Linked DNA regions of Homo sapiens: region 1 is linked to region 2. A link is an interaction called in ENCODE POLR2A ChIA-PET data of the cell type or tissue named here. Cell type or tissue: OCI-LY7. All regions are shown on one strand. Links, peaks and the distances in the headings refer to the core of each region. The heading gives the core; the rest is flanking DNA.

Region 1 (5,380 bases), core at 301-5,300, 300 kb before region 2:
TGTGTAGACAATAAGAAGTATGTGCCTGATATTTAAGGGAAACGAGATTATAAATTTAGAATTTTTCACGGATAGGTAGGTAAAGCCAATGAAACGATACAAGATCACCAAGAAGGTAAATACAGACCCAGAAGACAAAAGGTCCAAGAACTAAGCACCTTAGTTAACAACAGGTAAGAGGTTGTGGAGATGAAGAACCAGTAAACGACTGAGAAAGAAGTAAAGAATGAAGTAAAGTGGCCTGGAAACCAATGAGAGTTTCAAGGGTCTCAAGGAGGAGGGAGTGATTAACTGTGTCAAATGTGGCTACCAGGTCCTGGGTTCAGAATATGGAAGTCACTGGCAAACCAGAAGGAATGAACGACCTTAACTGGACTGGAATCTGGACACTGCCTGACACATGCATGGAAACATGTTTTCCCAATAAGGTGAAGGCATCACAAAGAGAAACTTAGGTGACAAAGCCCAATGTAGAGGTTTCTTCTTGCTGGGCCCTATGCCTGGACTTCTTACCACCTGTCACTCAAATCCTGAAAAAAAACCAATGAGTTCAGTTACAATACGGCAAAACTATTCATTCTGAAGTAGGCCAGGTGTGGTGGCTCACGCCTGTAGCCTGTAATCTCAGCACTTTGGGAGGTGTGGTGGGTGGATCACTTGAGGCCAGGAGTTCAAGACCAGCCTGGCCAACATGGTAAAACCCCGTCTCTACTAAAAATACAAAAATTAGCTGGATGTGGTCACGCACACCTGTAATCCCAGCTACTCAGGAGGCACGAGAATGGCTTGAACCTGGAAGGCAGAGGTTGCAGAAAGCTGAGACTGCACCACTGCACTCCAGCCTGGGTGACAGAGCAAGACTCTGTCTCATAAAAAGAAAAAAACATCGAAAGTAACACCTGTAATCTCCTATTGCAAGTCCTCTGTGAGCAAAGGATGACATCCACCTTTTTGTCAGTGCCAAGGTTTCCAAACTATTTAGAGCTAAATCATAGTAACGCATTCAATAAGTATTTACTGTGCCCCTATGTACTAGGCAATGGGAACATGGCAGTCCACAAGACATCCAAATCCCACCATACAGGGAGCTTACTACAAAGCTTCAAAACAGGCTTTTAAAAAAAATGATCACAAATATGATAGGTGGTATGAAATGGGAAGTTCAGGGAGCTACACATATTTATTTGATTTTTACATATACTTGTATCGGCTATAAGATTCTGAAAATGAATGACATTAAGTACAGTTCCAATTCTGTAGTATAAAAATGATGATACTGCATTTCCAATGATTATTTCTGACAGTGTCAACTTACTGGTTAGGACTTTGCTATCTAAATGTTTCTCTTAAACAGAATGTAAAGAAATTAACTGAAAAGGAAAAGGCTTTTCAAAAAGTCCCAGAATCACTAATTATTCCCTTTGGCCTCTCACCTTGATCACCAAGTACCAGGGCACCAGCTTCCAAAGCAAAATCTCCAGAGGAACTATCTTTTGAAAGAGTTACCGTCAGACCAGAGGTGGTCGTGGTGTTACCACAAACATACACGCCACGTGGGGCAACATTGCACGCTGCCTAAGGAAACAAAAAGTTTAAGAGAATCATCCAAAGTAAAAGGGAAGTAATAGCTAACAGCAGTTGCTCACAAACGTTAGGTATATGCTAGGTATTCTTTTAAGAGCTTTAGTGTACAAGGTGCACCATCACCAGCAGAGAAAGGTATTATTATATCCTGATTTACTGATGTCAAAACCAAGGCCAACAAAGAGTGAATGAGGAACTACACAGCTATCAAGGTGGAAAGTCAGGATTCAATCAAACCCAGGCAGTCAGATTCTGAAGTCTGTGGTCATATAAATACTCAACACAATTCCAATTTATGCTTCATTTTCAAGTTCGAAAAGCAAAAACATGAGTACCAATTTTAATTTTGAAGGTTCCAATGCTTCTTTAAACATCAGGTAATAAAGTGACTTAATACATGCTCACCTTCTGAGCAAACATGCTATAACAGGCCAGAAAAGTAAACAGCACAAGAGTTAAAAGCATAGCTCTCTGGAGTCAGACAGACCTGTTTAAATCGTGGCTCCACCATGCACCAGCTGTGTGGCTCTCAGACCTCTCTGAGCCTCAGCTTCCTTATGTTTTATCACAGCATTGCCCTGAACAATAAATGAAATCATGTATGAAAGGCATTTAATTTGGTACCTGGCACATAAGTGCCCAATGTAAAACTGCCGTGTATGGCAGTGCACTGCCCAATTCTAGGGGACAGTATTCACATCTCAAACACCCACTGTTATCCTATGCTGCTGGCTCAATAAATAGTAATTATCATTATTTTTGTTACTTATATAGTCTTTCTGAGAAACCTTATAACACACAGAGTATGATGGTTTACTAGGTGGTAAGAAGAAAACACAAAAATATAAAGTAAATGGTTCATAACAGTTGGTGTTAGCCTAATTTTTAATTTGTTTTGTTATATTTATTATTTTTGAGGCAGGGTCTCACTCTGTCGTCCAGGCTGGAGTGCAGTGGCACAATCCTAGCTCACAGCAACCTTGAACTCCTGGGCTCAAGTGATCATCCCACCTTGTGATATCCTACCTTGTTTTAACCCGAGTGACTCTCTCCTAGCAGAGAGAGAGCCGGACAGACTCCATTTTAGCTTCTTCACTTGTAAACCCTTTCACCTCCCTCCAGGCATAGCTAGTGTAAAACTGACTCAAAGCACGTCCAGGAATGCACCTGTTGATGAGATGCTGAGGCGAGTTGCACCAGCAGCTCCTGGGGGCACGCGCAGTGCATGGCACCCAAAACCCCTACATTTATCTCTTTGTGATAGTTTAAGCCCCGGTACCTGGAACTGTTTATTTTTTTGTAACTGCATTTGTAACCAATTAATTTTTTTAACTTTCTGCCAGTTCTGCTTCTGTAAAAATTGCTTCAGCTAAAATCCCCCCTCCCTATTTAGACCATGGTATAAAAACAAAACTAGCCCCTTCCTCGGGGCTGAGAGAATTTTGGGCGTGAGCTGTCTCTGGGTCGCTGGCTAATAAAGGACTCTTTAATTTGTCTCAAAGTGTGGCGTTTCTCTATAACTCGCATGGTTACAACAACCTCAGCTTCCCTAGTAGCTGGGACTATAGGAGCATGCCACCATGACTGGCTAATTAATTTTCTGTAAGAAACAAGGTCTCACTATGTTGCCCAGGCTGGTCTAAAACTTCTAGGCTCAAGTGATTCTCCCACTTCAGCCTCCTGAGTAGCTGGGACTATAGGCACATGCCACCACACCTAATTTTTTTTAAAATTGTTTTTAGAGATGGGATCTCACTATATTGTCCAGCTTGGTCCTCCTGCCTTGGCCTGCCAAAGTGTTGGGATTACAGGCATGAGCCACTGCACCCAGCCTGTTAGTCTCGTTTTTAAAAACCCTGGCTTAGTGTGGCTTACATGCCATACTCTATTCAGGATGTTTAATTTCCACTAACATTACAGATTCTATTTTTAAATTGAGCCAAAGGCATTATTCCAGGTCTGAAAACAAGAAAAACTGCCAATGTAACTTCTTGGTATTAACACTTTCAATACCACTGGACACATTTTAGAACAACTATCTGCCAAGAAACATTTATTAAAAAAAAAAAAAGGCCAGGCGTGGTGGCTCATGCCTGTAATCCCAGCACTTTGGGAGGCTGAGGCGGGCGGATCACAAGGTCAGGAGATGGAGACCCTCCTCGCTAACATGGTGAAACCCCGTCTCTACTAAAAATACAAAAAATTAGCCGGGCGTGGTGGTGGGCGCCTGTAGTCCCAGCTACTTGGGACGCTGAGGCAGGAGAATGGCGTGAACCCGGGAGGCGGAGCTTGCAGTGAGCCAAGATCATGCCACTGCACTCCAGCCTGGGCGGCAGAGCGAGACTCCGACTCAAAAAAAAAAAAAAAAAGAGCAAAAAAAGGAAGTTTTATATACTGCAAGCAGTATGTATAAATTATGAGATTTGTACAGATAAGACACTCTAGGGGTTAAAACAGGCTCCCACCTATAATTCACTAATTCCAAAGTTACACACACGAACAGGTATACCACACAAAAGACAGAAAAGAAAGCTGTAACAATTCAGATCCCCACTTGCATCTTTTCCTACATATTCTAAACATAATGTTTTCTTTTTTTTTTTTTTTAAAGACAGGGTCTTGCTCTATTGCCCAGGCTGGGGTACAGTTGCATAACGATGGCTCCCTGCATTCTCCAACTTCTAGGCTCAAGCAATCATCCTGCTGCAGCCTCCGGAGTAGCAGGGACTACAGGTGTGCGCCACCATGCCCAGCTAATTGTTTTCTTTTTTGTAGAGATAGGGTCTCACTTTGTTGCACAGGCTGGTCTTGAACTCCAGGCCTCAAGTAATCCTTCCGACTTGGCCTCCCAAAGTGTTAGGATTACAGGCGTAAGCCACTGCACCCAGATTCCTGTTCATGATGAGCTTTGTTTCACCTGTAAGGGGTACCCTGAGCCTCTGTTGTCAGGCTACATTGTAGCGAGGTCTCAGAACAGAATTTATTTTTTAAAAAGTAGCCCCAGATGGCCAAAAGGAACCAAACATAGATGAAATATCTATGGAATTATAATAATATCTAGGAATTAAAATGACTGGTTTAACACTCAACCACAGGCAATAAAGGATGACTCAGATATGAAGGACAGTGGGTTTATAATGTAATGACAAGATCAAAGCAGTTCTCAAGGCTGGCTGCATATTAGAATCATCTGTGGACTGTTGTACACATATAGACACTAGGACCCTAACTTAGAAACTCTTAACTCAATTGGCTTGCAGTGGGCTATGGTATTTTCAAAGAGCTCCAAAAGTAATTAAGATGTGCAGCCAGGATCCCAATCCTTGGAAAAAGATTTAGGAGCCATACTACTACAACTTACTAAAGGGCCAGAGAAGCCCTGGTCAATTTTCCACATCGAGTGAAGAAGGGGGCCACAGGCATTTTTAGAAAGCACAGTGGCCAAGCACAGTGGTTCACACCTTTAATCCCAGCACTTTGGAAGGCTAAGGCAGGTGGATCTGCTTGAGCCCAGGAGTTCGAGACCAGCCTGGGCAACATGGCAAAACCCCATCTCTACAAAAAAAGCATTAGCCAGGCATGGTGGCACATGTCTATAGTCCCAGCTACTTGAGAGGCTGAGTTGGAAGAATTGCCTGAGCCCAAGGTGGAAGCTGCAGTAAGCCAAAGTTGCGCCACTGTACTTCAGTCTGGGCAAAAGAGGAAGACCTTGTCTCAAAAAAATAAAGTAGAAAGCACATTACGGCTGGCTTACCGGTTGTCACTTTAAGGAAACTACAAGCATACCAATAAGCAG
Region 2 (5,380 bases), core at 145-5,144:
AATGTACACTCAATATATGCTTGTTGAATAAAAATCTGGGAGAAAGAATGAGTAAATGAATAGAATTAGCCATATGGATTTGGATTTCTGAATTGTCCTTGAACAATTCAGGCACGGTGGCTCACGCCTGTAATCTTAGCACTTTGGGAGGCCAAGACAGGTGGATCTCCTTGAGCTCATGAATTCAAGACCAGTCTGGACAACATGGCAAAACCCTGTCTCTACCAAAAATACAAAAAATTAGCCAGGCGTTGTGGTGTGCACCGGTGGTCCCAGCTACTCAAGAGACTGAGGTGGAAGGATCCCTTGAGCCTGGGAGTGAGCTGTGATCACACCACTGCACTCCAGCCTGAGTGACAGAGTGAGACCCTGTCTCAAAAAAAAAAAAGAAAAATAAATAAATAAATAGTTCTGGTAGGTTCAAAAGAACTTGTTATGCAGGAAGGAGGGGGGAAAGTTTATGAAACTGCTTTCAAAATTTTAAATACTGTATAAATTATTACATGATTTTGTCTATACATATATTGAAATTGTACATAAAATAACAATCATATCTAGTATATCTATTATTATAATAGTGCCTTTAACATCAGCTCCCAAAAAACAACCAGCCAACATACAACTTACCTTCAAAATGAAACATTTTTTCAGTTATTGATCAATGAAAAAAATATATTTTTTAAAATACTTGATAGAAGCCGGGTGTGGTGGCTCACGCCTGTAATCTCAGTACTTTGGGAGGCTGAGGTGGGCAGATCGCTTGAGGTCAAGAGTTTGAGACCAGCCTGGCCAACATGGTGAAACCCTGTCTCTACTAAAAATACAAAAATTAGCCGGGCGTGGTCTCACACACTTTTAATCCCAGCTACTGGGAATGCTGAGGCATGAGAATCTCTTGAACCTGGGAGGTAGAAGTTGGAGTGAACTGAGATCGAGATCCTGCACTCCAGCCTGGATGACAGAGGGACAATCTGTCTCAAATTTAAAAAAAAAAAAAAAAAGAAGGCTGGGCACGGTGGCTCATGCCTGTAATCCCAGCACTTTGGGAGGCCGAAGCAGATGGATCACCTAAGGTCAGGAGTTTGAGACAAGCCTGGCCAGCATGGTGGAAACCCCATCTCTACCAAAAATACAAAAATTAGCTGTGTTTGGTGGCGGCTGCCTGTAATCCCAGCTACTTGGGAGGCTAAGGCAGGAGAATCACTTGAACCTGGGAGGTGGAGGTTGCAGTGAGCCATGATCATGCCACTTCACTCCATTCAGCCTGGGTGACAGAGTGAGACTCCGTCTCAAAAAAAAAAAAAAAAAAAAAAAAAAAACTTGTTAGGTAGGAAATGTGTATTTGAGTCCATGGGGAAAAGAATTTGATTGATCTGGATAGTTGCTTTGCTCCCAGGAAAATGTTTTCACTCATCCATGTGTCCCTTCCCAGGAACCAGGGCAAAGCACTAATGGCACTGTGGAGGGAGTTATCACAGGAGTGGAAGAGGACAAAGTGATCATGCATGTGGATACCTAGGGTTACAAAATCATCTGCTATCTTCCTAGGTAAATGTGTTGCTCATATGGGAGGAATGCACAATGGAATATTTTTTCTAAATAAAAAATTGATTTCCACAGAGCACAGTCACACTGCTGTTTTATAGATGGAAAAGTAAATTTCACAACTTCCTTGAAATAAAAACATGAGACTGGCCTAAAGTTTTCTAAGCAATTTTGCAGTAGTTTGACAACTGTTTGTCCTTCTTTTCCAGGGTGTTAAACTGGCCTCCATTTATGATGACTTTTAAACCGAAAGAAGAGTGTGTATTGTTTATAGTAAAAGGAAATCTCTGATTTTAGAAATTTCCCTTTCACATAGCTCTGTATTTGCTATAGACTGAATGTTCATGTCCCCCCAAAATTTATACATTAAAACCTAATCCCCAATGCAATGGGCTAGGAACTGGGGCCTTTGGGAGGTGATTAGGTCATGAGGGTGGAGCCCTCATGAATGGGATTAGTGTCCTCATAAAAGAGACCCCAGGCCAGGTGTGGTGGCTCAAGCCTGTAATCCTGGCACTTTGGGAGGCTGAGGCAGGTGGATCACCTGAGGTCGGGAGTTCGAGACCAACCTGACCAACATGGAGAAACCCTGTCTCTACTAAAAATACAAAAATTAGCCGGGCATGGTGGCACATGCCTGTAATCCCAGCTACTCAGGAGGCTGAGGCAGGAGAATCGCTTGAACCTGGGAGGTGGAGGTTGCAGTGAGCCAAGATTGCACCATTGCACTCTAGCCTGGGCAACGAGAGAAAAACTCCGTCTCAAAAAAAAAAAAAAAAAAAAAAAAGAGAGAGCGACCCCAGAGAGTTCCCCTGTCCCCTTCTGCTATGCAAGATTATAGCAAGAGGCTTTATGAACCAGGAAGTGGGCCCTCACCAGAGGCTGAATCTGCTATTGCCTTGTTCTTGAAATTCACAGCTACCAGAACTGTGAGAAATAGATTTCTGTTGTTTATAAGCCACCCAGACTATGATATTCTGTTATAACAGCCGCAGTGGACCAAAACAGTATTTAATCATCCATTTAATGGCAAGTTAAAACAAAAGAATTTGGGATTTTAAAAAAGTCACAAATTGTGTTTTAATCAGATCATATTTTTTTGGTTTGTTAGCCTATTTGGAGGTGGTAAAAAAAAAACAAAAGCGAAAAATTTTCAAGAGTTCTATATGAAAACTAAATCTATTTCCCACTGTAAGTCTGAAATTATGTTTCCTCCCCAGAGGCACACTCTCATAAGCATTTTACATGTTTTTAAATTTTAAACAAACACAAACCTGCTAACACCTGCTGTTTCATATCTTGTATTTTTCATGTGGGAAAAAAAAAAGATCTTGGAGCTCATTCCATAAGTGACTTGCATTTCAACAGGATTCTTCAAAAGTGACAAGAAAACATAGGAAACCAACATCATTTTGAATCGCTTTCTCATGGAGCTGATTGGCAAGCATTCCTTCATGAAATCGCTCAGCATGTAATCTGGCATTCATGAGCTGTATGTATGGAAAACTCAAGGAGTCTGAGGTGTGAGCAATCAACTGAAGGCACATTTTGTAATGGCCATTGATTCTGTGAACATTAGCAGCATTAATACCTGCTTTGTGATAATAGAAGGTTTGTCATGATTTCAGTGTCACCATTGGAGATTATGAGGTATAGAAAAGTATAGAGCAGGGAAATGCAAATTAAAATAACCATGAGACACAATTTCAGAGCCATTAGATTGGCAACTTTTTCAATCCTGATAACACTAACTGTGGTGAGGGTGGAGAATCAGAAACGGGCTTTTATACTCAGTCTGTGGGAGTGAAAAATTGGAATAATTACAATAGAGAACAATTTTGCAGTACTTAGTAAAGTTGATATGTACATAATTTCAATTCAACAAATATATTTTTTTTTAAGCAGGTTTTTTTGTTGTTCTTTTTGAGACAGAGTCTTGCTCTGTTGCCTAGGCTGGGGTGCAGTGGTGCGATCTCAGCTCACTGCAACCTCTGCCTCCTGGGTTCAAGTGATTCTCATGTCTCAGCCTCCTGAGTAGCTGGACTTACAGGTGTGTACCACCATGCCCAAATAATTTTTTGTATTTTCAGGAGAGACGGGGTTTCGCTATGTTGGCCAGGCTGGTCTCAAACTCCTGACCTCAAGTGATCTGCCCACCTTGACCTTCGAAAGTGTTGGGATTGCATGCATGAGCCACCACACGCAGCCAAATTTACTTCTGTATAAATACCCAAGCAAGTTTCTTGAGCTTATGGGTCAGGCCGTGTGTACCTAAGCCTGTTCATTGCAACATTTCTCGGGATAGCAAAACAATGGAATACTACAGAGTAGTTAAAATAAATGCAGGAATTAGGCCAGGCACGGTGGCTCACGCCTATAATCCTAGCACTTTGAGAGGCCAAGACAGGTGGATCACTTGAGGTCAGGAGTTAGAGACCATCCTGGCCAACATGGTGAAACCCCATCTCTACTAAACAGAAAAAAATTAGCTGGGTGTGGTGGCGCATGCCTGTAATCCCAGCTACTTGGTAGCTGAGGCGGGAGAATCGCTTGAACCCAGGAGGTGGAGGTTGCAGTGAGCCGAGATCGCGCTACTGCACTCCAGTCTGGGCAATAAGAGTGAGATTCTGTCTCGAGAAAAACAAACAAAAACCATGTAAAAGCGTGATATCGTTTAAGAGAATTTGTAAAACACACAAATAATGCTTTGTGTTGTTTGTGGACACATATTCTCCAGCTGTCACATCCTCTTCCTGGCCTTCTCTACCTACTTCTGGCCCTGGGAAGCTTTACAGACCTTATCAGAGAACTCTTTTCTCTGTCTTTGGTTGGGTTCATCCAATGGGAAGCACCAGTAGGAGTCAGAGGGGAGGAGAAGAGACAGGCAGGGGGAATTAACTCTCTTCCTCTCCTTGCCTACTCCCTCTTTGCCAGGGGTTTGCAGAGGCTGCATTTGTTCACTGAAGACCACAAGTACTGTCGGTAACCCTCTGCTACAGTGGCAAGTCTTTCTGAGTTCTGTAGCAGGGGACCTCCAGTTGCTACCCCCAAGATGCTTCACCATCCCTTTCTGGGGTCCCTTATTGCAGCCTCTACATTTGCAAAGAGAACTTTTATGAAATTGTCTTCCATGACCCCGTTTGCACATGCTTGTCAAGGCCCTGAATGATGCACGTATTTATGTGGGGAGATTTAAAACTATGCTCATTAGTTGGCTGGGTATGGTGGCTCACGTCTATAATCCCAGCACTTTGGGAGGCTGAGATGGGAGGATTGCTTGAGGCCAGGAGTTCAAGACCAGACTGTTCAACATAGCAAGACCTCGTCCCTATTATTTAAATAAAAAGAAAAAGAAAAAAAGAAGAAAATAAAACTATGCTCACTAATGATCTCTCTCAGTTCAGGAAGCTGGTTACCTCTGCAAAAGGAAGTACAAGAAAGGATTGGGACAGGGTGGAAGGAGTTAGCTGTAGTTGCATAGTTTTTTTTTAAATTTAATCTAATTGATTTATTTCTTTGACACCGAGTCTAGCTCTGTTGCCCAGGCTGGAGTGCAGTGGTGAGATCTCGGCTCACCGCAACCTCCACCTCCTGGGTTCCAGCAATTCTTCTGCCTCAGCCTCCCGAGTAGCTGGGATTACAGGCATGTGCCACCACGCCTGGATAATTTTTGTATTTTTAGTAGAGTCAGGGTTTCACCATGTTGGCCAGACTGGTTTCAAACTCTTGATCTCAGGCTATCCACCCGCCTCAGCTTCCCAAAGTGCTGGGATTATAGGCGTGAGCCTCCGTGCCCAGCCAGTTTTATTTTTTTTAATAAACTTTTTTTAAAAAA

What was found. ChIA-PET counts read pairs that join two places held together with the same protein. Peaks named below come from ENCODE experiments on the same cell type or tissue, not always from the same donor. Only the 100,000 strongest peaks of a DNase experiment are listed, where the experiment ranks them.
Region 1: POLR2A ChIA-PET joins it to region 2 with 5 read pairs; 2 of 35 experiments call an interaction of 5 or more read pairs at or near these places.

Annotation. Positions count from the first base shown.
Region 1 is chr20:5,974,071-5,979,450 of GRCh38, reverse strand. MCM8 (minichromosome maintenance 8 homologous recombination repair factor) reads right to left here. Exons shown (of 19, transcript NM_032485.6): 13 at 1,434-1,575. Among named protein-coding and RNA genes, the nearest start is that of MCM8, 26 kb to the right of the region's middle. In OCI-LY7, for the core only: no CTCF peak of the experiment used is centred there; no DNase peak of the experiment used is centred there.
Region 2 is chr20:5,676,575-5,681,954 of GRCh38, reverse strand. No RefSeq gene overlaps it. Among named protein-coding and RNA genes, the nearest start is that of GPCPD1, 68 kb to the right of the region's middle. In OCI-LY7, for the core only: no CTCF peak of the experiment used is centred there; a DNase peak (open chromatin) is centred at 2,414; H3K27ac peaks cover 1,310 bases.